2 separate regions of the Homo sapiens genome follow, and region 1 is linked to region 2. The links are chromatin loops, found by intact Hi-C in ENCODE. Cell type or tissue: dorsolateral prefrontal cortex. All regions are shown on one strand. Each heading gives the region's core, and the rest is flanking DNA. Links, peaks and the distances in the headings are about the cores only. Region 1 holds the start of LINC01978 (long intergenic non-protein coding RNA 1978). Region 2 overlaps TBC1D16 (TBC1 domain family member 16).

Region 1 (11,019 bases), core at 2,041-10,040, 74 kb before region 2:
GGCTCTCCCTGGTCTGCCCGTGGTGCTGGGCAATGGCTGAGTTCTCATCACCTCTCCCTGCATTGCCCACTACCCAAGGCTCGGGGCGTTTGCCCGCGTGGGTGAGGGCCCTCAGTGCCCCGGCCCTGCGGCCCCTGGTTTCAACTCCAGTCTTGGTAGCAGCCTTTGGCAGGGGCTGGCTATGAGTAAGGAAGGGCTGAGAGGAAAAGAGCCGGAGCGGGTCCCGCCTTTCCCTGTCCTTCTATGCCATCACGTCAGCGTGAGTGCTTGCCTGATACAGGGAAGTGACACAAGTCAGGAAGGACTTCATGGGCTGCCTTGGCCGTTCATGTTTCTTAGAATTCCATTGCGTTATTATTTCTGTGATGGCAGTTCCCAGGCCTGTCCTGAAATCCAGGTGTCCCGCTGGAACTTCAGTCTCTACGTGGCCAAAATGAATGTTTTCCTCCTGCAGTCTTGACTCCTCCAAGATCTGTTGATTGTCCCCAAACATTCCCAGAGTCTGCTCCGTCCTTTGCCAGCCTCTGTCTCTCTACCTGATGTACCGTAAAGGCCTCCAGACCAGCCAGGCTGACCCACCGAGCTGGCTTGGCTGGGACTGAGGGTCCTTCGGGGAGTGGCTGTCCAGTGCTAACACAGACGGTTAGACACCCTCCAACGTGTGGCCCTCATCCTCCCAGCTTTCCTCCCACAAACACTCGGCCACGGTTGCAAGAGAATTCTTTCTATAACTCAAATTCCTTCTCTTTTCTCTCCTGCCTGAGACTCCAAAGCACTTTCAGGATAAAATCCACCCCAGAGGGTTTAGGGGACTGTAAAAACAAAAACACATGAATTAATGAAAAAACCCAGCCATGTCATGGCACAGAGGCCTTTCACCCTCCGCCTCGGGCCTCCGCCCTGCCCCGCCCCATCCTGGTGCTTCAGAGACAGTTCCGCACCAAATGCTATGTCTTGGGGAAAAGGTGGCAAACAGGCTTGTGCAGGACAGACTACATCTTTATGTCTTTAGATGATTTTGCCTCTGAAATTGCATTAGTTTCCTGCGGTTGCCCTAACAAACTACCACAAATGAGGCAGCCTCAGCAATGGAAATCTACTGTCTCGCAGCTCTGGGGGCAGGAGCCCCAGGTCCAGGGCCCAGCAGGGCAGGCTCCTGCGGCTCGGAGGGAGAGTCTGTTCTGGGCCTCTCTCCTGTCTTCTCCGGGCTGCAGGCAACCCTTGGTATGCCTCGACTTGTAGGTGCATGACTCCAGTCTCTGCCTCTCTCCTCTCCCTGTGTGTGGCAGTCTCTGTGTCCTCCCCTCCTCTTACAAGGTCACCACTGATGAGGTTTAGGGTCCACCTGAAATCCAGGATGGCCATGTCTCAAGATCCTTAACTAATTACCTCTGCAAAGACCTTATTAACTCCTTTCCTGAGGTTCTGGGTGGACAGGAATTTGTCGGGACCACCAGGCAACCCAGTACAGACATCCTGGAGGCTGAATATGCTGTTGGGGAAACTGAGGCAGGTGTCTGGATCTGTTCTCAGGATTGAGGGTGAGTGGGGTGGACCTTTGTGAAGTCCTGTCGTTTGCTTGCAGGGTTGGGGGTGCCCTGGGCAGCAGACTCACAGGGAGACTCCTGGTTGGGGGGGTAATCAGTTCTGGATTCCTGTGCGGAGAACAGCATCAGGAGGCAGGACCCAGCAGAGGGCAGAGGCAGCGGCCACGCAGTCAGTCCTGAGGAACTGCATCCATCTTGCAGGAGCTCTGTAGACAGGAGGCCCCCAGCACTACCCCGAGTTGGGGAAAGAGGGCTGGGCCTTCATATTAGCCTCAATGGTCCTTGGAAGCCCCTGCCCTCAGAGGGGTGTGCCCTTAGCTGGGCCCATGGCCGAGGGCCACTTGATTTCTGATAATCAGCCCTTTATTCTGGAAGCGGGATCTGGTGTCCACCACCACGGGCCCTTAGGTGGATCTTTCTGTTTCTGAAACTCCCTGGTTCTTGCAGGCCTTGGTTTGTCCAAGCAAGTCAGTGTGCTGACCCCCTGACCAGACAGGACACCCATCCTTGACCTGTGGCCACGCCCACCCTGCCCCTTGGCCATGCTCATGCCACCCCATAACCACGCCCACCCTGGCTCACAGCCTCACTCACCCTAACCCCGGCCAGGCCTCCTGTGTGGAACCTGACTGGGGACCCAACGAGGAGGCCAGTGTTCATGGAGAGGCTGCAGATTCTTCATCAGATTTGCCAAAGGATGTGTGGCAGGAGGGACGGGAGCCACATCCATGTTTGAGTTTTTGCCACGTATCTCTCAGGGTGCAAGAGGAGGTCAGGACAGACCTCCTGGCTCCTGACTCCCTGTGGGGCCAGGGCTCAGGGTGGCCACCCTTATGCTGGGTGGCCCCTTCGCCTTGTGTTGGAAAAAGCCCTGAAGGTGGGGGAGTTTGTGGAGAACCAGCCCCTACGGGGCTTCCCTGTGCCCCCCAGGACCCAGCAGGGGCCGCAGGTGTTGTCAGTGTGCCCCCCAAGATCAGAGTGCAGGCTGCTGGGCAGGCTCTGCCGGTGGCCCTGGGACACACTCCCTCATCGCTCTCACTAGGCCAGCGTTGTCATCCCATTTTGCAGGAGGGGAAGCCGAGGTCTGGGGAAACTGGAGTACCAGCCTGTTCCTTGGCTCGGAGGCTGCTCGGCTCAGGCTGGCCTATCTGATGCTGGAGACTGGGGATCTTTCTGCAGGGACCAAGGGCCTGAGGGAGCTGACTGGGAAGCCCACCCTGGGGACTGAGAGCATCCTCCATCCTCCGGGGGCTGTCCAAGCAGGGGGAGGGGGCAGTTGTGGCTGCAGAGCAAGTGGATACGTTTGGGAAGGAGGCAGGGAGGGGGCTGGGAGCTTTTGCAAAGTGGACAAAGGTTTGGGGGCAAAATCCTTCAGCTCCATGAGAAGGAGCTTAACATATCCTGGGTCATCAGGGATGCGTGTATAGACTCGGCGAGGAGGCTCAGCAACCGAGGGGTGGGCCCTGGGGACCGATCCCGTGTTGCGGTTGGAGATACTACAATGGGTGGTAAGAATGATGATGGTTTTGACAAGAGTAAGGAGCAGAAGCACAGCCGCAGCGGTCACATATTCAGCACAGACTCTGCCCCTGCTATCCCCTGCCACCCCCTGCCAATGCCTGCCACCCCTGCCACCCTCTGCCATCCCCTGCCACCCCCTGCCATCCCCTGCCACCCCCTGCATTTTGCATCTGTTCTTTGTTTGGCTGTGCCTTGCCCTGACCCTGAGAGATCAGTATTTTTCACCCTCTCTGGCAGTGGAGGTGACCAAGGCCCAGAGAGGTGTGGCAACTTGCCTGAGGTCACACAGCTGGAAAGGGGCAGAGCTGGGATTTAGACCCTGGTCTCTGGTGTCTGTCACTACCTCCAGTGACTTCTCTATGTTGAGGTGAGCCCATAGCCGGTCCATACTGTGAGCCTACCATCGACCTGGCCCTCCCCGGCCAGTGCCCGCTGCTGGCTGCACCTGTGATCCCCAGGGCTCCCCTGGGTTCTGGAGGCAGCAGGGGCCGCCAGGCTGCCCTTCCTCCCTTCCACCAGCCTGCAGCAGGGTAACGGAAGGGGAGGGATAATTGTGGCTATTTATTCATGGTCACATACCTGTCGCCTGCGCAGTTGGGGCCTGAGGAAGGGCTCCCCGGCCAGCTGCACGGGGGCTGAGCAGACAGAGACATCCGCCTTTGCATCCCCATCAGCAGGACTCAGCTCCCAATTTAGAGACTGACTCCCTTGATTGAGGGCCAGGGAGCTCCCAGAGCAGCCAGGCTGACCTCGGCCTCCTGTCCCCAAGCGCTGTGTCCAGGAGGCCTGACCCCAGACCCCTGGCCCACCCCACCTGCCTTCTGAAAACCTGCCACCTGGGGCCTGGACACCCCTTCTTTGCTCCCACCAGGGCTGAACTCACCCACGATGGCCTCCCCAAGCCCCCCCAACCCGCTGTGTGGTCAGGTGGCCGCCCCAGTCTCAGGCCCCCCTAGCTCAGCCCCACTCCAGCCTCGGATGTCCTCTGTGGCCAGGAATAACCAAGTGACTCAGGCAGTGCCTGCAGCAATGACCCCACTCCCCAGGAACTTTCCCTTACAAGGCTGTGTGCAGTCCGGAGTACTAGGCAGGACCACTGCCCCACTTCATTCATTCATTCACTCATTCATTCATCCATTCACTAATTCATTCATTCATTCACTCATTCATTCATCCACCATACGTTTATTGAGCCAGCTCCTTTGCAAAGCTCCGGGTCACAACTGGGAACAGGTAGGTAGGACTCCCTGTCTCGTGCGCTTCTGTCCTAACAGCAGAGCTGGGCAGCCAGCAAAACGACCAGGTGGCAAAACACAGTGGACAGAGCAGAGCTGGGGAGAGGCAGCACAAGGAGGGGCTGGGAGAGCAGGACTGCAGGTGCGTGTCCATGTGTGTGAGCACATGTGTGTGCACCTGCTTGGGTGGGTGGTCAGAGGAGGCTGCCGTGCAAATGACCTTGGGGAAAAGCTGGGTGGGGCGGCAGGGCCAGGCATGAGCATGTCTGGAGGAACCGAGTGTCAGGGAGAGGGTGGCAGCATGAAGCCACAGGTGGAAGGTGGGTCCGGGGGCTTGCAAAGCAGCAGGAAGCTAGTGAGGGAGCAGAGGGACGCAGGAGGAGGAGGTGGGGCCAGGGGCTGGAGGGTCGAGGGGCAGGTGGAGGAGGGCCTCAAAGCCATTTGGAAGGCTCTGGGTATAGCTGGGGGTGGAGGTGGAAAGCCAGGTGAGGACAGATGAGAAGGCGCAAGACGGGCAACATCATGGCTCAGGGGCTGTGGTTTTGTAGGGGGCTCAGAGCGAGGGTCAGGCCAGGCCCCAGCCTCAGTCCCCTGACCGCCTCCCTCTTGGGCCAGCTCCACTTCCTGGCCCCTCCTGGAGGGTCAAGCGCAGCCTGGCGACTGTGCTGCTGGACGATGCCACTGGGACAGGCCAGGGCACTGGGGTGACCTCTCCTCGGGAATGAGGGAGGGGTGCTGCCCGCCCGCCCGCCTGCCTGTGCGGTAATTACAGCGGTTCCTGCCTGCTTGCTTTGAGGGGAGCCGGCTGGAGCTCACAGCCAGAGGGGCCCGCAGGTCTCACCTGCCAGCCACGCCCGCTGTGGCCTCACCTGCCCGCCCTGCAGGCCCACAGCATTCCCTTCCCAGGGAGGGGCTGACCCCTGGCCGCTGGATGCCGCTGCAGCTGAGTCACAGGTCACCTTGGGCAGGGAGGGGCTGGTCCAGAGGCTGGGCTGTAGGATGGCAGCATCACCCCAACTTTAGACGGATCCTGCCCCCTGGCTGTTTGCACGTGCAGAATAAAACATTCTCTTGTTCCTTTACTCAGACAAAGCCACCGTTAACGTTCGATGTGTTTCCTTCTAGTCTTTCTACTATATATGAGCACATATTTTTTTAAACAATGAAATCAGAAAGTACATACCGATGAATACCTTCAGCGCCATTTCCCCATGATACTTCAAATATTTAACAGCTCTATTGACATATAATTAACATACCATAAATTCTCCCATTGAAAGTATACAGTTAAATAGTTTTTAGTAAATTTCTAGTTGTGCAAGCATCACTATAATCTAATTCTGGAGCACTTTCATCTACCCTCAAAGAAAGCCTGCACCCATGAGACATTGCCTCCCATTCCCCTCCTGCCGCCGCCCCTGGGCAAACCACAAATCGGCTTCCTATCTCTATGGATTGGCCCATTCTGGACACCTCAAGTCAATGGAGTCACACAAAGCTCTCTTGGGTGTTCTGAAGCCCCATATGAAACGGCTGTCGGTGAGCTGTGCTTACACCATGCTTCCTTGTTGGTATCTTGTTTTGGGCATGGTTCTGCTTTGGATGGGTCCTCACCGTAAGGCCTGAAGGAGGGGTTATAAAAGGTGAGAGAGAATTTGTATTCCTCTCCCCGGCCACGGTGCTCCCCAAGAAGAACACAGCCATGAGCTCTTCCCCAAGGACAGGAACTCATCTCCTTTTTCCACATGGGCGTTCCCAGCACTGCCAGCATTGGCTGTAAGGGGCTCCACAAACATCGGGGTGACACACACCTCAGGACTGTGGCCTCTCCAGCTGGCTTGGCCTTCCTGTGTGGTGCCGTGGCCCCGCCGACACCAGGGTTGCATCAGGAACTCCTCTCCCAGATCCCAGCACATGTGACCAGGGTGGCCTTTCTGGTGGGAAACCATGATTCTCCCATGATGGAGAGGATGGTCGGAAAGAGCCACCCGGGTGGGGTCACAAAGATGACCATCCCCTGGGAAGGAGGAGTTACTGCCCAATCCAGAGAAAACCAACGTGAACCTGGATAAGGCTGCAAAGTACCGGGACAGCAGCGTCTGTGTGTCTTGTCAACGGATTCTAAAAGGCAGTTCCCAAAATATTCTCAGCCATGGTCAACCACTAAAGCCACTGTGGATTGGCCCAAAATGCCAGCTACCCAGGACTGTGAGGGAAGGGGGGTGTCTGTGGGAAGTGTGGGGCCTCAGGGAGCCTGTGTCCATTTGCCTCTTGTGCACAAGGGTGGGGAGGTGCCACTTCCGGCTGTGGGGCAGAGATGACAGCCTCTCCACTGGACACTGCTCAGGGTCCCTGGAAAGTTCCTTCCCTTGCAAAGTGCTTAGTGTGTTACCAATAGACCCCAGCAAGACATTGACCCAAATGTTGTCCTCTGTGTGTGTACGTGTGTGTGTGCGCATATGTGTGTGCATGTGTGTGTACATGTCTGTGTGTGCGTGTGTGTGCATGTGTGTGCGTGTGTGCATGTGTGTGTGTGTGCATGTACTGCACACCGAGCACCTGCCTGTGGATGGTGTACACACAAACACACCCACCCTGCACAGACACAGAGGCAAGCCGCCATCCACACATCGCGTCACCTCCTCGGTGGAAGGCACAGTAGTGACCCTGGCATTTCGTTTTTCTAGTTTGGTTTTGTCCAAGCTGGCTTGTGAGGTGCAGGTGTCCTCCTGCATCCAGGGCAGGGCAATGTGGTCTGTGGCTGTGGTGGTGTGTGGGGGACAGATGAAGGTGGAAGCTCGCACTGCACCCCACCACTGAGCACCGGATGAGGGCGAAGGGCTGTCCGCCTCACTGGACTCCCCGTGACTGCATCTACCTGCTTGCTCTGGCCAGACCTCCCCACTAGAGCATGGTCCACCCCAATGCCCGCCTCCACCCCTCTCCTTCAGCACAGGCCAAGCCTCCATTCCCCCTCCCAACGTCCACCCTCCCTGGCCTGTGCCACTGCATGGACTCCTGACTTCCTTCCCATCCTTACGGGGTGGTCGGCCTGTGCTGTCTCAGGTCCTGAGCTGCCCCTCCCTTCCCAAGCCATGCACCAGGGTCCAGCCCAGTGAGGCCATGTGGTGAGGGGATGAGCCATGGCCTCCATCAGGACAAGTGGGGCTGTCTCTACAAGAGGGCTTTCCTCTTCCACCAGTCTTGGGTGCCAGGGAGAGAGGCAAATATGGGTAGTGGTGGGTACATTGGCTAGATCAGAGGGGGCTGGCTTCCCAGAAGTTGGGAGGGTCCCTTTTAAAGTCATAGAAAGTCACACACCTGCTTGAGATAACAGTAGCACTTTTGGTACCTGCTAAAGGCAACACTTACTCCCAATCCCACAACGCTGTCAGAGGACTTTGCATTTCATCGCAACAGGATTGAGATGACTGAAAGTTGCTGAGCAAACCTCAGATGAATGAATAATCACAGAAGGGTTACTTGGTGACTTTCACGCAGTGTTTGTGGGCACAGGGTTCCTGAGGTTTTGCAGAACACCCCAGCAAGGATCTTGTTGTGGTGTCGATGGCTGCAGGCCACAGGCTGGGACCCCCTGTCACACAGGGCAAGAGACCTCCCCTGGCAGCCTGTGCTAGCCCCCCAGGCCAGGCCTGCAGGGAAAGGGGGCTAGGGGCTGGAACTGATCTCACGACAGCCTGTCCTCGGCTCCAGCATGTGGCTCCCTGGCTTCTGGCCACGGCTGGCTGGGTCCCCTGTGGCAGGAGCTGGCCATCCTGGAGTTCAAGGGCCCCTGAAGCACTGCCCACGCCTGATCTTCCTCCCCAGTGTTCTCTCCGCTCCAGGGGAAGTGAGACAGCCCAGCCCAGGCAAACAGGTCCAGCTGCAGCTGGCAGCCAGTCCCAAGAACGCTGCCACTCGGCCCTCCCCGCTGACCTCTGCACACCCTCGCCCGGCGCCCTGCCAGGCCTTATTCATGGGCTGGCAGTGCCAGGACCTCTCCCGGAGGCGGGGCAGAGCAGCAGCTTCTCGGCCCTGTGCCGAGCCCAGGCCTGCACCCTAGGCAGGCACTGCTCCGTGATCCAGGAACCACCTCTCTCTACAGCTGGGAGTGAGCAGTCAGAGAGGGAGACAGCCTTGCCCGGTGCTACCCAGCAAGCTAGTCACCGAGTGGGCAGAGGGAGGAGCGGCCCTCACCGGATGTCAAGCAGCCTGGGTCCCCAGTCCAGCTCTGCCTGTCCCTCGCAATAACGCCTCAGGTATGTTACGGACCACTCAGCTTGTTTCCCTGTAAGGAAACGTCCCTTCTCCCTTGAAATATGTCCCTTTCTATCCTCCCGGGGCCCTCGCAGGCCAACAGCCAGGAAGGTTGGAGCTGAGCTGGGCTGGCGGTAGCAACAGCAGCTTTCTCTCCTGCATTGGCTCCAGCAAGTCTTGCTCAGACGTTGGTGGGGTGGGGTGGGGAGGGTCACCGAGGCAGGGAGGAGCCTGGGGGTTGTCCTGTCGTCCTCCTGGGCCCCTAGAGTAGAAAGGGCACGTGAGGACCATCGAGGGTCCGAGGGGCATGGACAGGTGTGAGGGGACTCACGGGGGTGGGTGAGGTGGGGGAAGGAGCTTCCCAGAGCAGCACGGGGGCCCAAGCCCACCCTCCTCGCCACCCCTGCCCCACGAGGCCGTCTGGGTTGGGGATGCCCCAGGGGGGCCTTTGCGCAAACGTCTCCACTGGCAACAGCCGGTCGCTTGGCAACCCGCACGCCCCAGGCCCCTGCGCCCCGGGGAGCCCCGAGTGGGGCGGGGGTGCCCCGCGGCTCAGCGAAGCCCCTCCTGCAGCGGGCAGGGGAGGGGTGCAGGCAGCAAATGGAAAGCGCTCACCCACCCCAGAGCCAGCCGGGAAGTCCTTGCTGGAGCTGCTCTCCGGCACTGGGGCACCTGGGCAGCCATGTGCTGCCACCCAGGAAGGCAGGAGACCCAGGCTGCTCCCCAGGATCCTGGCAAGCCCCTTCCCTTCTGGGACAATAGAGGCAGCAAGGCCTTCTCCGGGGGCTGGGTGAGGAGAGAGGGCCTGCAGGTGTGAGGCATCTGTTGAGGCACAAACCAGAGGCTGTGCTCAGCTCAGCAAAACACAGTGCCTGTGGGTGGTGGGTGGCAGGGTCATTTCAGGTGGGATCCAGGATGTTCAAAGTGACATCCAACTCTGGGCTGGTCCCTCTGGGGTCGGCTGGGGGCTAAGGGCAGCAGCTGGACATGCCTCTTCCTGGACCCTGGGAGCTGGTCGCCTACAGAGCCCAAGCTAGGAGCTGCTGGCAGTCATTGTGACTAGGGGTCCCCCCATGCAGTGCCTGCATTTTAGGGAGACATTAGCCACCCTTGACGCCAGCCTGATTTGGGGTTTAGTCACCACTCAGGGCCATGCATTCCAACCAAAAAGTTACAGGCGTCCCCATCTTAACTAGCACCAAACCCAGCAGTGGGGCCGATGAACTTGGCCAAGCAGCCTGTGCCAGGATCCTGGTAGAAAGTGGGTTTGGGCAGCTGCAGGTGTGAAACATGGCTTAGCTTCTCTCCTGGGACTGGGGCAGGCTCCAGTTCAGCAGCCCACCTGAGGCACCTGCAAACACAGGTGAGCTTTTACACACGCCCAGCCCCCAGAGAAGGCCGGGGAGGCCTTGCCACCTCTGTTTTCTCAGAAGGGAAGGGGCTTGCCAGCATCCTGGGGAGGCGTCTGGGTCTCCTGCCTTCCTGGGTGGCAGCATGTGGCCGCCCAGGTACCCCAGCGCCGGAGAGCAGCTCCAGCAAGGACTTCCCGGCTGGCTCTGGGGCAGGCGAGCATTTCCCCTTTGCCTTTACACACCTGGGCTTCTGCGGTTTCCCAAGGGCTCTGGTGAGGAAACGGGCTTAGGTGCTGAGAGGGGGGCGCATAGGAGTGGGGGCATTTGGCCAGGGTGGCTGAGTCCCAGCGCCACCGTTCCGCACCCGGAAACCTTGGCTGTGATGCTTCTCTGTGGCTTCTAACCTGGAACCCGGGGGACATCCCCTTGCCCCAGTGCCTTCTCAATGCCAACGGTGACCCAGCCTGAGCTCCCCACCTGCCAAGGTCCGAGTTGAGCTCTCAGAACCCTTGGCCTTTCCGCAGGGCCTCCGAGGGCGTCTGGTGGATCCTGTGCGTGCTCTGCGGCACCCCCTCTAGGCTTTCCCCACTCACTGGAGGCCCCAGCCTGGCTTCAGAGGGACTCAGTGGGGCTTGACCACGTCCCAGCTGCGTGACCTTGAGCAGGTTCCTTGACCTCTCTGGGCCTCGGCTTTCTCACTCTGTAAAATGGGCACAAACAAGGCTTTGTGAGGATGAGTGTGGCTGTCGTGCCTGTGAGTGCTTATGTGATTCTCACTCCTGCCCCAGGTCCCCTCCAGCTCCTCCCTTTTGCGGTCCCGAGGTCTAGCCTAAGTCCCCCTTGCTTCTCTTGCAGGGTGTTTATTTCTCTCGGCTTCTTCCTCTCCCTACGCTCTCACTTTGTTTTATTTCATCTCCGTCCCTCTGCCCTCCCCTTTTCGCTATCGGTTTCAATTCTCCGCTGAAACCTCTGAGGAGGCCCTGCCCGCCCCACTGTCCCGCCGGCCCTCCCCGCAGCACCCACCCTGCCCGGCTTCTCCGGGGCTTGCCCTCCTGTAGCCCAGGAGTTGGGGCTGGGGGCGGCTGTGCTGACATCACTGGCGTTTAT
Region 2 (12,343 bases), core at 2,605-10,604:
TGGGATCTCACAATGTTGCCCAGGCCTGAAGTGATGCTCCCACCTCAGTCTCCCAAAGCACTGGGATTACAGGTGTGAACCACTGTGCCTGGCCTAAAATCAAAAAAAATTTTAAACCAAGAAAGTGAATTTTATATACAGCCTGCCTGTCTACAACTCTGTAAAATAACTTAGGCATCGGAAGCAAAAATAAAAAATAAAAGTAAACACAAGGCTGAAGGAAATACACCAAAAAGTTAACGGTGGTGAGCTGGGTATGGTGGGGCTTCACACCCTTCTTTTGTCTTTTCCCTATCTCCCAGAATTTCCTTAGGAGCAGGTGCTACTTTTATAATTAAAAAGAAAGAAAGAGAGAGAGAGAAAGAAAGAAAAAGAAAGAAAGAGAAAGAAAAGAGGGAGGGAGGGAGTGAAGGAAGGAAGGAAGGAAGGAAGGAAGGAAGGAAGGAAAGGAGACAAACAAAAGCCCTCCAAAACATGGAAAACAGTAAAGGCAAAAAAAAAAAAAACAGTTAAAAAGAGCAAAAACCACCCTCCCCAAAACAAAAATAGCCCCAAGCAATCCCTCCATAGGATCAACAGGGAACTAAGACAAGCAGGTGAAAAGACCACACTGAAGTCAGACCTCAGATCATAACAGAAACAAAAAGCAGGTCCTAAGGCCTCCCTCTGGCTCCCCCCCACCCACCCCACCATCCTCCAGCTTCGGACACAGCCCTGCGATGGAGCTGGGGCTATGTTTTGGGGGCTGCGTTTTGGTGGTGACACAGCATTTCCCAGGGCTGCTGTAATGAAGGACCACAGACCAGAAGCTTGAAAACAACAGAAATGTATTGTCTGGCAGTTCTGGAGGTCAAAGTCAAGGTGCTAGTCGGGCCGCGCCCCCTCTGAAGGCTCCAGGCAAGAGTCTTTCCTGCCTCTTCCAGCTGGAGGTGCTCGTCCTGGATCCTGGAAGCCCCCAAGCCTGCAGCAGCATCACTCCCATCTCTGCCTCCATCTCCCTGCCCCTCCTGTGTCTGTGTGTCCGTCCGTGTCTTTTAAAGACATCCGTTGGATTTAGGGCCACCCTAATCCAGGAAGACCTCAACTGGATCCTTCCCTTGATCCCATCAGCAAAGACCCTATTTCCAAATAAAGTCACATTCTGAGGTTCTGAGTGGCCATGAATTTGCGGGGAAGGGAGTCACTATCCAGGCCACGGCAGACACAGTTCCCCGAAACTGAAGACGTGTTTACTCACTTTTTTTGGACAGGGAAGCTCGGCTGTGGGTGCGAAGCAGGACTGCCCCCCAAGGCCAGGCAGGTCCTCGAGGAGCATCTCCCAGTCCAGTCTCAGCGGGCACTGGCCTGGCACTCACGCTCGGGGTGGGGGGCATCCCAGGCCCTGAGACTGGTGCTGGGTCCAAGGGTCCCCATCCGGTGGCAGCCATTCCGCATTGATCTCCATTTGCTTTTCAAACATGCAATTCTCATAAACTGTGCTAAATGCCATTTAGTAGCTAATTAACTTTCTGTGTGAAGACCTCTCTAATTGCGCACACTCCCCCCTCGGCTGGGTCCTCGGGGATGCCCAGCTGTCCTAGAGTATTTGTTCTGCTGGCTCCCACCTCGCAGCCACAACTTCAATGCCCACAACAAACTGCCAATCAAGGCTGTGGAGGTCAAAGGGGACCAAATCAGGGGCCCTCTGCTACTACCAAACTCTCCCGGCAAAGCTTAATTTAAATAAGAAAGCAGAAAGGTTATGAAAAACCATTTTTCCCAACGAAACTCTTCTGCCAGGCGGCATAAGGGGCGCGGCCCTCCGCTCTTCAGAACGGCTGGTGTCTGCTTTGAAAGGTCCTGACTAGAATCTGTTTATATTTTGACTGCACTGGCATCTGCCATCCCTCAAACGGAGAGATAATCAGGAAATAAAAGCTTTTGATTAGCAGCTGCATGAATCACTGCAGTGCCAATTTCCTCGTGGTCCCAAAGTGCGGGAGGGAGGGCAGGAGGCGGCAAGCATGGGTGCTGGGTCCACCTCACCCACTTGGGGCAAAGCCATCTCTCACTTTATTCACTGGTCTTGGACTTGGGGCCCCAGGTCTATATCCCAAGGCCACGTTCGCTTCATAAACGCAAGGTGATCTCTGAGCACCTCTTAGACAGAAGTCTGGGCAGACGCAAATGTGCAGCGTTTCAAAGCAAAGCTCAAGAGTGGATTCCTCAGTGCAGTATCGTCAGCGTTGCAGTGGTGGGTAAGAGGCCCCGGGATTATTTTTGGAGGGCCCCTCCCTGCAGAGCAACCACGTGAGGACTCCCTACCCCAGGACCTTCCACCAGAAAAGGCCAAAGAGAGACCACACGTGCCGCCCCCTGCCGAAGCCTGGCCTTTGAAGGATGAACGGCAAGGGGTATGTCTGCCCTGACAGAGTGACCAGTACCCGCAGCACCCGAGTTCTTTGCCTCTTATTAAAGGGCAGAGCCACCATGGTGGGTGAACGGGCTTCCTCTCGGAAACCAACATCCTGGTTGGGTTTTCCCTTCCAAGGAAGGCTCTACACACCCGGCCCTCCTCAGAGCCTCAGCCCGCAGCGGGAGATGACACCTCCGATCAGGTCCACGGGAAGATGGGGGTGAACGAGAAGCCTGAGGCCGGGCCGGTGGGAGGGCGTGATGCATGGGAGGAGCTGGACTGCGGTCAGCCGTCCCCTCGCGCCCTCCGGTCTCTGCTGCTGTGTTTACTTGGCTCCCTTCCCGGGATGGCCTTGTAGCAAATCCATCTGGGATATGTTTTGTTTCCACAGAGGGACCCTGAATTTTGAGGTGGGGCCACAGAACCTCCCTTGAGAGCCAGAAGAGATCAGGGCCAGGATGGGTCACGGGCTGTGCCCAGTGTCGCTGCCCAAGGCAGAACTGGCTGCCCACCAGGGGCAGGAGACTGGATGGTCTTTCCAGGCCCTCATCCCAAACTCAAGCACTGGAGAAAATTGTTCCAGAGCGTCTCGGTCTGGGTGGGAGCGGGGAATAAGCATTTCTTTAAGGAATTTTTTTTTTACTTTTTTTTCAGACTGGGTCTTGCTCTGTCACCCAGGCTGGAGTGCTGTGGTGACATCACAGCTCACTGCAACCTCCGCTTCCACCTCTTGGGCTCAAGCGATCCTCCCACTTCAGCCTCCCGAGTAGCTGGGACCACAGGTGCACGCCATCACGCCCAGCTAAATTTTTTATTTTTTATAGAGATGGGGTCTCGCTATGTTGTCCAGGCTGATCTTGAACTCCTGGGCTCAAGCGCTCCTCCTGCCTCGGCCTCCCAAAGTGCTAGGATTACAGGCATGAGTCATCATGCCTGACCTATTTTTAAACCAGAATAAGCAGGTACAGAAGTTTGCCTGGTGACCAGGAGTCATGACTCTTTCCGAATGAAGGTGGGGATGGGGGTAGGGAATGTCCCCATGAAGGTAGCCCCTGGCTGGGCATTTTCCACTCCCAGCCACAGCCTCCCTCTGCGGGCAGAACCCTGGGTGCTGCAGGGAGCTGGTTCTCAGGGAAAAGGGAATTAAGTCAGTACTGGGAGATTTGGGTTCCACAGAGTTTAGGGGCTCCTACAAACAGCGGCTTACGGGCTGGTGAGGAATTTCCCATCCTGAAGCTTTTAAAGCAGACAAACACATGAGTGCTGGGTGGGGGCGGGGTGCTGGGAGATGCAGAGGCTCAGAAAAACCCTCCGAGGCTCTCGGATTTTACGCCTGCATGAGATTTCGAGGGAAGAATCCTAAATGTGGGGAAATGAGGTTGCCCAGCAATTCTGAATGTGGTTTAAAAAAAAAATTAGGTGGGGGAGAATGAGACGATATTCAATATTTCCTTCTGATTCAAACGAAATACTTCTAAGTTCTTCTCTGTGAAAGCGTGTGTGTGTTTAGAAGGGAGAGGGGGATGATAGCACGTCCTGCCAGAAGCCGTTTTATTTACTAGTTTGGATGCTTCCCCTGACGCCTACCTGGGAGGTGCTTGCCTGGCCACCAGCCAGGGCCGTGGCTCCTCGGCAAGTGGGCGTCCGCCGAGCCTTTGATGCACTCTCCAAAGTCACAGAGCAAAACAACACGCTGAACAAACACCACCACCCTGAAAAGTCACCAGCCCATGGGCCTCTCCCTGGCTCCAGCTGTGGCTGATTTACCCAAACTGAAACATTTTCCTTTTGTCGACTGTAGAGAGCTATGAGTCAGGTCCAAGCTCCACTGGGCGTATGCCCAAGGGGCAGAGGGGGCAGCAACCGGACGGAAGCTGCCCAATCATAAGACCATGGCTGAAAGTCAAACGCGCCCAGAGTCCACAGTCGACCACCTCCCGCTCGGCAAGCCAGGGTCCTGGTGAACGCACGTGCCTGCGTTCTGTACCAAACAGTTGTCAACACACACCAGCAACTTAACAAATCAACTCCAACAAAGGGGAAAAAATTAACATTAAGGGCAAAAAGACTTTTTCTGGAGGGTCCTATGCACCAGATGTTGGCTCTTTAATTGGCAGTCAACCTCAAAGCAAAACTTAGAAGGCCCCTGCTTGTTTTATCAGTTAGAGCCACAGAAAATCAAAGTCCAATCCCGCTAAGCATGGTGCTGTGTAGCCCGGCCAGCCCCGTGGAAGTCCTCAGCCTGGTCCCGTCTTCTGGGCTCTGCTGGGCTGGACGGTGCCACCCTCCCCAACCCGCACCTGCCCGCCGGCCCCAGGCCCTCCCTCAGGACCCAGCACCTTCAGTCCTCCTGCCGAGAAGAAGCCTTTCATCAGTAAAAGAGAAAACGGCTTCTCCAAAGGAAGTTTCTTAACTTGAAAAAACACCATGATTAGGGAAACTCCTCCATCGTCCAAGATACAAACACAAACTCCCAAACACCTGTCAATCCTTCTCAGGGCTCCACATGGCCCAAAGGACACCCCAAATGTGGAGGACCACTCAAGACCCTCAAATGCAGCACCGTGTGCCCCCTGAACAGGGATCCCCACATTCGATGAAAACAAAATTGGCCAGCGCAGGAACTTTTGCCCATGACTTAAGCACAGCAAAGTCCCCAAAGCCAGAATCCCTCCCAGGACCTGCCCGACGGGTTTTATCACTGGACGCATCAAAGCCCCTCTCACTGGTGGTTGGTTCAGCAGAGCCCTGGGCCTCGGGCCTGCCCTGCTCTGACAGCTCCCACACTGTGGCCTTGATCGGGCCCTTTTCCACTCTGTGCCTGCTTTGAGTAACAGGCTCCCACAAAAACACTGTGCTGGGGTATTTCCAGGATGAAAAGCCACGGTTCGCTTTGCCTGCCATGGACAGAGTCATAAATACGAGTTGTCGTTGCCTCTTCCCAACAGTCTGGCATGGCAAACTGGCCTTGTGGAGTTCGGAATTGTTCTAGATACTGCTCATGTATTCTCCAGCAGCTCTAGCTGGTTCTGCCCAGATACCTGGCAATGCCAAAGGCCGAGAGGCCAAGACACTACAACCTTTGTTCAAATACACGAACATCCTCAAATACACGAATGTCCTCTCTGCACAAGCAGAGCAGCCTCAGCATCGGCCCTCGCAAGTCCCACCAGAGAACGGTATTGAAAAGATGACTGGGGTCAAGGGGTGCGGAGAGGGACCCACTGTACCCTCATGGCCACTCTAGCGCCAGCCCTTCTGTAATGACCCCCTCTGGATTCCCAAAAGTCAGCCGAGGGGTCCCCACCCTCCTGGGGTGGCTGGGGTGTTGCTGCCCACCCCCAGGGGCAGGCCTGTGTGCAGCATCCATGCCCAGAAACCTGCGCTCAGATTTCCCAGTTCCCAGAAGACAACAGGGAGAGTCTATTTTTCTAAGCTCACTAGGTAAAGTGTTACTTCCTGATCTAATCTTGCCAGGCTCTGGAAGCTTCCGTCAAGGTTTTCCCACACTCCATGTCAGGTCTCTGACATGAACCAGCTTTCAGAGTCTAACGACTAGATTTGACTTTCAGCTGCTCGGACGGAGGCTTCAACTCAGCCTGAACTAGCCGCGTGGACAGCAGCCGTAGCCCTCACAAGGCGTGTGCGGTGACGGGTCTCGGGCGCCCAGCCAGCGAGGGGCCGGCTCCAGGTGGTGGGAGCCCACGCCCCCGGCCAGCACTCTGGCCACAGCGCAGCACCTGCCCCATGAGAGCCTCCTGTTGCAGCCCGGGCAGAGGTGAGCCTGGGCAGCCACCTCCCACGTGATTTCCCAATGCTTGAAGTTCACGACCAATTGCTGGGGTGGGGACAACCTACACAGGCTTACAGACCTAATCCAAGAAGGCAGTTCTCAAAAGGATGGGAAAACGTGCACCAGTCTCACAGTCCCAGTCACCTTAAAAGGTCTTAACTGATTTTTCCTTCTCTCTGTTTATTGTGGTAAAATGTCCATAACATAAAATTCACCACCTTAACCGTTTTCAACGTCGAGCCCAGTGGCATTATACCATTCCTATTTTTGTGCAACCATGACACCACCCATCTCCAGAACTCTCCTTCTTCCCAAACTGAAGCTTTGTCTCCATGAAACACCAGCTCCCCAACGTCCCCTCCCTCAGCCCCTGGCACCCCAATCTTTCCCTCTCTGAGCCTGACAACTCCAGGGGTCGCACACAAGTGGAATCACACAGATTTGGCCCCTTATGTCTGGCTCATTTCACTCGGCGTAACGTCCTCAACTCATCCGTGTTGCGGCGCGTGTCAGAATTGCCTTCCCAAGGCTGAACGTTCCGCTGGGTGTGTGTGGAACATGTGTGTGAACACACCGCGTTTCTCTAGTCACCCGTCGGGGGAACTTGGACGCTTTCACCATGGGCTACTGTGGACGGTGCTGCTATGGGCAGGGGTGGTCATGTATCTGAGCTCCTTCTCTTTATTTCTGACACTTCTATATAACCATGAATCATCTATGAAATAATTTTGACAAGCAAGAGGTTCACAAAGTAAATTCCAGACAAAGCCACCCTGGAGACCCAGCTGGGCTGTCCCGGGGGCGGTCCCTGCGTCCACGCCGGGAGAGCAGGAATGACACAAAGCAGGCTGCATCTGGCTGTGTCAGGCCTCCCACCCATCCCATCAGCCAGGCATCTCTGCTTTGGGGCCAGAGGTCAAACGTGTCTGGGTTCCGTGTAGTCTCAGGGGAGGCTGAGGCTGACGCGAGGTGGGGTGGGGTGAGGTTGTGCTGGAGGCTCTCCACCTCTCCACCCACCAGACACCCAGAGAAGAGGCGGAAAGTCAGCAGGGAAGGCAGAAGGCTGCTAAGAGTGGACAGGATGCAGGAGTGGCGTCTGGCTGACCCTGACCAGGGGGACCTGGCCCAAGTGAGTGTGCACCCCAGCCCGGCCCTCAGAACTGCTTGCAGGCACTTGCGAGTTAATATCCACGTGATTTAGGATTCACCAAAATCTGCTTGGAAGGAGGCAGGGAGGCAAGAGGGAGGTCAGGTGGGGAGGCGCGCAGGCAGTGCTGCCCTCCAGCCACAGGCAGGTGGGGGTGGGGCGGGGCGGGGCGGGGAGGGGGAGGGCGGGGGCGTGCACCGCAGGCAGCGGCCAGCCCTGGGCTGATCTAGGGGAAGCCTGCCATCTGCTGGGCACCGGGATCCCTCCCGGAGCAGGAGTGCCACCTCCACGCAGATGGAGTTTGCAAGGGGCGGTGCCGCCATCTTCACAGAGGCTCCGGGCAGCTGGCGGGGGTGGGGGGATGGTTGGGGGGGCCGTGTTGGCCAAGCCCAATTCTGGGGTGGGAGAAAACGAGCAACACTCTGCAAAGGGCCGGGGGCCTGGTGGCCCCCCCATCCTCGCCGGACCTCAATGTCCTGCGTACAAGCCTGTCCCGGCCGTGGCCACCGGCTGGCTTGTGTGCTCCGCCTGCCGGGAAGCGCTTTCCCCCTCGTGGACCCTACAAAGACGCCTCTCTGCAGGCTCCCCTCATGCTGCGGGCACACAATGCGTCCTTTCACCCGGGGTGGGTCTGGCGGAGGCGGCCCCTCCCCGGGGTGCCCCCCGCTGGGCCCCTGACCCCACACTCCGCTGCTGTTCTTGGCCTGCGTAGACCCGTCCCTTTCAACCGCTGTCAGGAAACTGTGTGGACGAGGAATCCCTGCTGGTCGCGCCCGAGACCATCTCTCTGCGTCTCCTAGAAGGGGAAACCGTGACCCACATCAAACTGTGGCCGTTGGAAAGGTGAACACACGGAGCCTGGGGCCGGTGGGGCCAGGGGGTGGGGTATCCTTGCACCCGATGTCACTTGACACCCGTCCCGGCAGCCCGCCAGGCTCGGAGAGAGACCGTAGCTACCAAAAATAATCCTCCCAGTGTTTAAATATTTACAGAAGCAAGACAGATCCTGATGCCTTTACAATCTACTGGAGTCTGCCCTAACCGCCAGTCCGAGGCTCCCAGGAGAGGCCACAGCGACCACCCACCCGGTTTTCGGGGTCCCAGGTCGCCTCTCCTCTCCCTGTCCCTGCCTGATATATATCGCAGGGCTCCTCCTCCGGTGACCACATATCTGCCACTAGCCCTCTCCCTCCTTCCAGAACATTCCCACTTCCAACTCTGCTCTCACATCACCCCAGCCCCAGCACCTACCTTGAGACAGCTCTTTCTGCTCCAGAGCCCCTCGGGGAAAGCCTGCTTTCTCTGCAGAGCCTGCACCTCATTTTGGGAACCAGTGAACAAAATGTAACAAGAGGCATTTGTCCATGTAACCCCATTGTCCATGTAACCCCTGGGGCTGGTCTCGACCCCACTCCCCTCCTGGGGACACAAGGGTGAGACGGTACAGTACCAGGCCAACACCAGTCCCAGCGGATGGCACAGAGATGGGCACTGCTCTCAGGGCCTGTCCAGATGCTACTTCTCATGACAGTCTATGGGGTGGGGAGCACTAGCGCCAGCCCCATTGTGCAGAGGGGAAACTGAGGCAATGAGGGTAATAACCCACCAGCACACAGCCAGGCAGAGCTGGGATGTGGCCAAGGACTTGGCTCCAGGCTCCCACACTTAAAGATCATCTCTGTCACCACCTGGGGGTAATAAGGTCAGGGATATGCCCCAGGCCGCCTGCTTCCACCAGCCAGTCCCTTTCAAAGGGCGGAGGTTTCCAGAAGTGTGGCTGAGTGTCTGTCTGTTCTTGATGGTCAGGGAACCTTACTTTCAGGTCCCCAAAGCAGATTCCCTGAGGCCAGGAGGCACTTAGGTGGACGGGCACCAGGAGCCCTGTGTCCTCTGCCTTGCAGGTGTTTAGGGAACATTGTTCAGACTGGAAGGAAGAGCCACGTGAAAATGCCCTTTCTGTTTACTCTGCTGGGAAGGATATGAAGCCAAACAGAACCAGCTACGGGAGTCTTTCGACCGCAAGACAAAAGGTCCTTTGCCCCCACTACCTGCAACTTTCAGGGAAGATTTCATCAGGTGCTGGGTTACATTGCAACAGCCAGGCGTGGTTCCCCAGAGGTACGGTGTGAGCTCCCCAACTCACCGGGAGACAGGCGCTGCCACATCACTGCCTCTGGGAGCCCGTGACCTCATGCTCAGAGCTCTCAGAAGCTCACGTGGCCTGTGAGGCCCCTGCCAGGGCTGTTGATGCAAGAGCTGGGGCTCGGGAGCCTCCCAAGGGCAGCTCTGTGTATTCAGAGCAGCTCAGCCCCTCGAGAGCACCAGGAGCCCCCAGCCCCCATGCAACCACCGGCCGGGGTTGCGTCAAGGCCTCCCGGAGCAGCTGTCAATGGTTTCTGAGCTGCGGTGGAAAAGGCTGACAAGTTTCATTTCCCTGACCTTGGACAGCCCTCCTGATGCAGGGAGCGCCCATCCCTGGGGAGCACTGCCTCTCCAGGAGCCTGAACTTCCTTCTTTTTGGTTCAGGAGGTTTGAGGCACTTATTTCCTCCCTGTCCTGACAGTTTTACTAGAAAGGTCAGCTTTTTAAAGAGCTGTCAGTCCTTCGGAAGACAGTCAATAACAGCATGGTTTAAGACGGCCCACCAGATGCACTGGCTCCGCCCCCATCTCTTTAGAATCCAGCTCCCTTGGGGGACATACCTGGCTGGTGACTTCTAGAATCCCAGCTCAGGGCCGGGGGGGTGCCAGGGCTGTGAACCCCCGACAAGAGGCAATGAAACCCCCTCCTCCTAGAGGCTGCCCAACCATCAAGGACAAAGGAAGAGGGAGTCCATGAAGAAGGGCTGGCCAGAGAATATTTTGTTTTGTTTTGTTTTGTTTATTTTTTTATTGAGACGAAGTCTCACTCTTGTCCCCCAGGCTGGAGTGCAATGGCGTGATCACAGCTCACTGCAACCTCTGCCTCCTGGGTTCAAGCAATTCTCCTGTCTCAGCCTCCCAAGTAGCTGGGATTACAGGTGTCTGCCACCACGCCCGGCTAATTTTTGTATTTTTAATAGAGACAGGGTTTCACCATGTTGGCCAGGCTTGTCTTGAACTCCTGACCTCAGGTGATCCACCAGCCTCGGCATCCCAAAGTGCTGGGATTACAGGCGTGAGCCATTGCGCCCGGCCGAGAATGTTTTTTCAAAAAAGCAGGTCGCCAATCTGTGTAGACTCGTGCTGGCCAAGGCAGTGACCCCAAGCCACATGTGGCATCACACTTGAGACGTGGTCTAGGTGTAAAGTACACGCGAAATTCCCAGGACTTGGTAAACAGAGAGAATGTAAAACACTTCCCATCGGCGGCCGTGTATACTGATCCCACATTGGAATGATACTATTTTGAACAAGCTGGGTAATTTACAAAAATTTTCACCTTTTTGTTTGTTTTCTTTTTGTTTTTTGACTTGTAAAAATGTAGCTATGGCCGGGCACCGTGGCTCATAGCCTGTAATCCCAGCACATTGGGAGGCCAAGGCAGGCGGATCACCTGAGGTCAGGAGTTCAAGACCAGCCTGGCCAACATGGTGAAACCCCATCTCTACTAAAAATACAAAAATTAGCTGAGTGTGGTGAGGCACTCCTGTAATTCCAGCTACTCCGGAGGCTGAGGTAGGAGAATTGCTTGAACCCAGGAGGCGGAGGTTGCAGTGAGCTGAGATCGCACCACGGCACTCCAGTTTGGGTGACAAACTGAGACTCCGTTTCAAAAAAAAAAAATTGTACCTATAAGACCCACACAAATATGCCCAACTGATATTGGACAAAAGAGCAAAGCGTCTCAATGAAGGAAGAGCAGCCTCTTCAACAAACGACGCGGGAGTCATTGCACATCCATAGGCAATAAATAAATAAATAAACCTCGACCCCGTAAAACTTTTAGGAAAATAACAGGAGAAAACCTTCAGGATCGGCCGGGCGCGGTGGCTCACGCCTGTAATCCCAGCACTTTGGGAGGCTGAGGTGGGCAGATCACGAGGTCAGGAGATCAAGATCATCCTGGCTAACACAGTGAAACCCCGTCTCTACTAAAAATACAAAAAATTAGCCGGGCGTGGTGGTGGGCGCCTGTAGTCCCAGCTACTCGGGAGGCTGAGGCAGGAGAATGGCGTGAATCTGGGAGGCGGAGTTTGCAGTGAGCCGAGATCGCGCCCCTGCACTCCAACCTGGGCGACAGAGCGAAACTCTGTCTCAAAAACAAAAAAAAAGAAAAAAACTTTCAGGATCTAGGACTAGGTCAGGAGTTCTTGAGCTTGACATGAAAAGTATGATTCATAAAAGGCACAACTCATAACCTGGACTTCATCAACATTAAAGTCTTTTGCTTTGTGCAAGATCCTGTTAAGAGGATGAAAAAAAGAACTACAGACTGGGAGAAATATTTGCAATCCTCATATCTAGCAAAGGACTAGTTTCTAGAGTGTATAATCAACTCTCAAAACTCAGTAGTCAACAAACAAAAAATGGATTAGACGATGTCTCTTTGTCTCTTTGGGTATCTGTCTTCATTGCAGTGAATCGTTTGTATACATTGTTTTATTACAGTCACAAAAGAAATCATGTATTAACAGGAATAAAAAAGCAGGTTGTTACCTGTCACTAGAACAATATTATCGCTTCTGGTTGCCACAATAAATCATATTATGACTTTTTCCAAAATCCTCCAACCAAAGGTTGTCCCCATAAGCCTTTCGATATATATTATTAAGATATAAGAAGATGCTTAAGAGACAAAGAGATCTTCCGCCAAAGAATCAGATACCTGGATGGCAAATAAACACACAAAACGATATTCGACATCACGAGCCATTAGGGAAATGCTGATTAAAACCACAATGAGATGTCACTACACACCCATCAGGATGCTTAAAAAAAATAATAGTGACAACCTCAAATACTGATGAGGATGTGGAGAAACAAGGCACTCGTAAATTTCTGGTGGGAGTGTAAAACGGCCCAGCCAC

Evidence for each region. Hi-C counts contacts between places; a loop is a spot of excess contacts. Peaks named below come from ENCODE experiments on the same cell type or tissue, not always from the same donor. Only the 100,000 strongest peaks of a DNase experiment are listed, where the experiment ranks them.
Region 1: a loop joins it to region 2, with 2.9 times the contacts of the local background. A loop is called at or near these places in 13 of 110 quality-filtered maps.

Annotation. Positions count from the first base shown.
Region 1 is chr17:79,911,015-79,922,033 of GRCh38, forward strand. It overlaps LINC01979 (long intergenic non-protein coding RNA 1979), which reads right to left. Exons shown (of 6, transcript NR_110850.1): 3 at 10,936-11,019; 4 at 10,390-10,612; 5 at 5,173-8,822; 6 at 4,238-4,399. LINC01978 (long intergenic non-protein coding RNA 1978) reads left to right here and starts at 8,343. Exons shown (of 2, transcript NR_110851.1): 1 at 8,343-8,562. In dorsolateral prefrontal cortex, for the core only: CTCF peaks have their summits at 5,362 and 8,245; a DNase peak (open chromatin) is centred at 8,267; H3K4me3 peaks cover 2,217 bases; H3K27ac peaks cover 2,592 bases; H3K27me3 peaks cover 567 bases.
Region 2 is chr17:79,984,213-79,996,555 of GRCh38, forward strand. All of the region lies in intron 3 of TBC1D16 (TBC1 domain family member 16), which reads right to left. Among named protein-coding and RNA genes, the nearest start is that of TBC1D16, 45 kb to the right of the region's middle. RefSeq lists enhancers at 3,635-4,506, 8,685-9,884, 8,864-9,735 and silencers at 7,461-7,520, 9,419-9,611. In dorsolateral prefrontal cortex, for the core only: CTCF peaks have their summits at 7,586 (motif pointing left) and 7,786; DNase peaks (open chromatin) are centred at 7,609, 8,186 and 9,541; H3K4me3 peaks cover 1,416 bases; H3K27ac peaks cover 1,156 bases.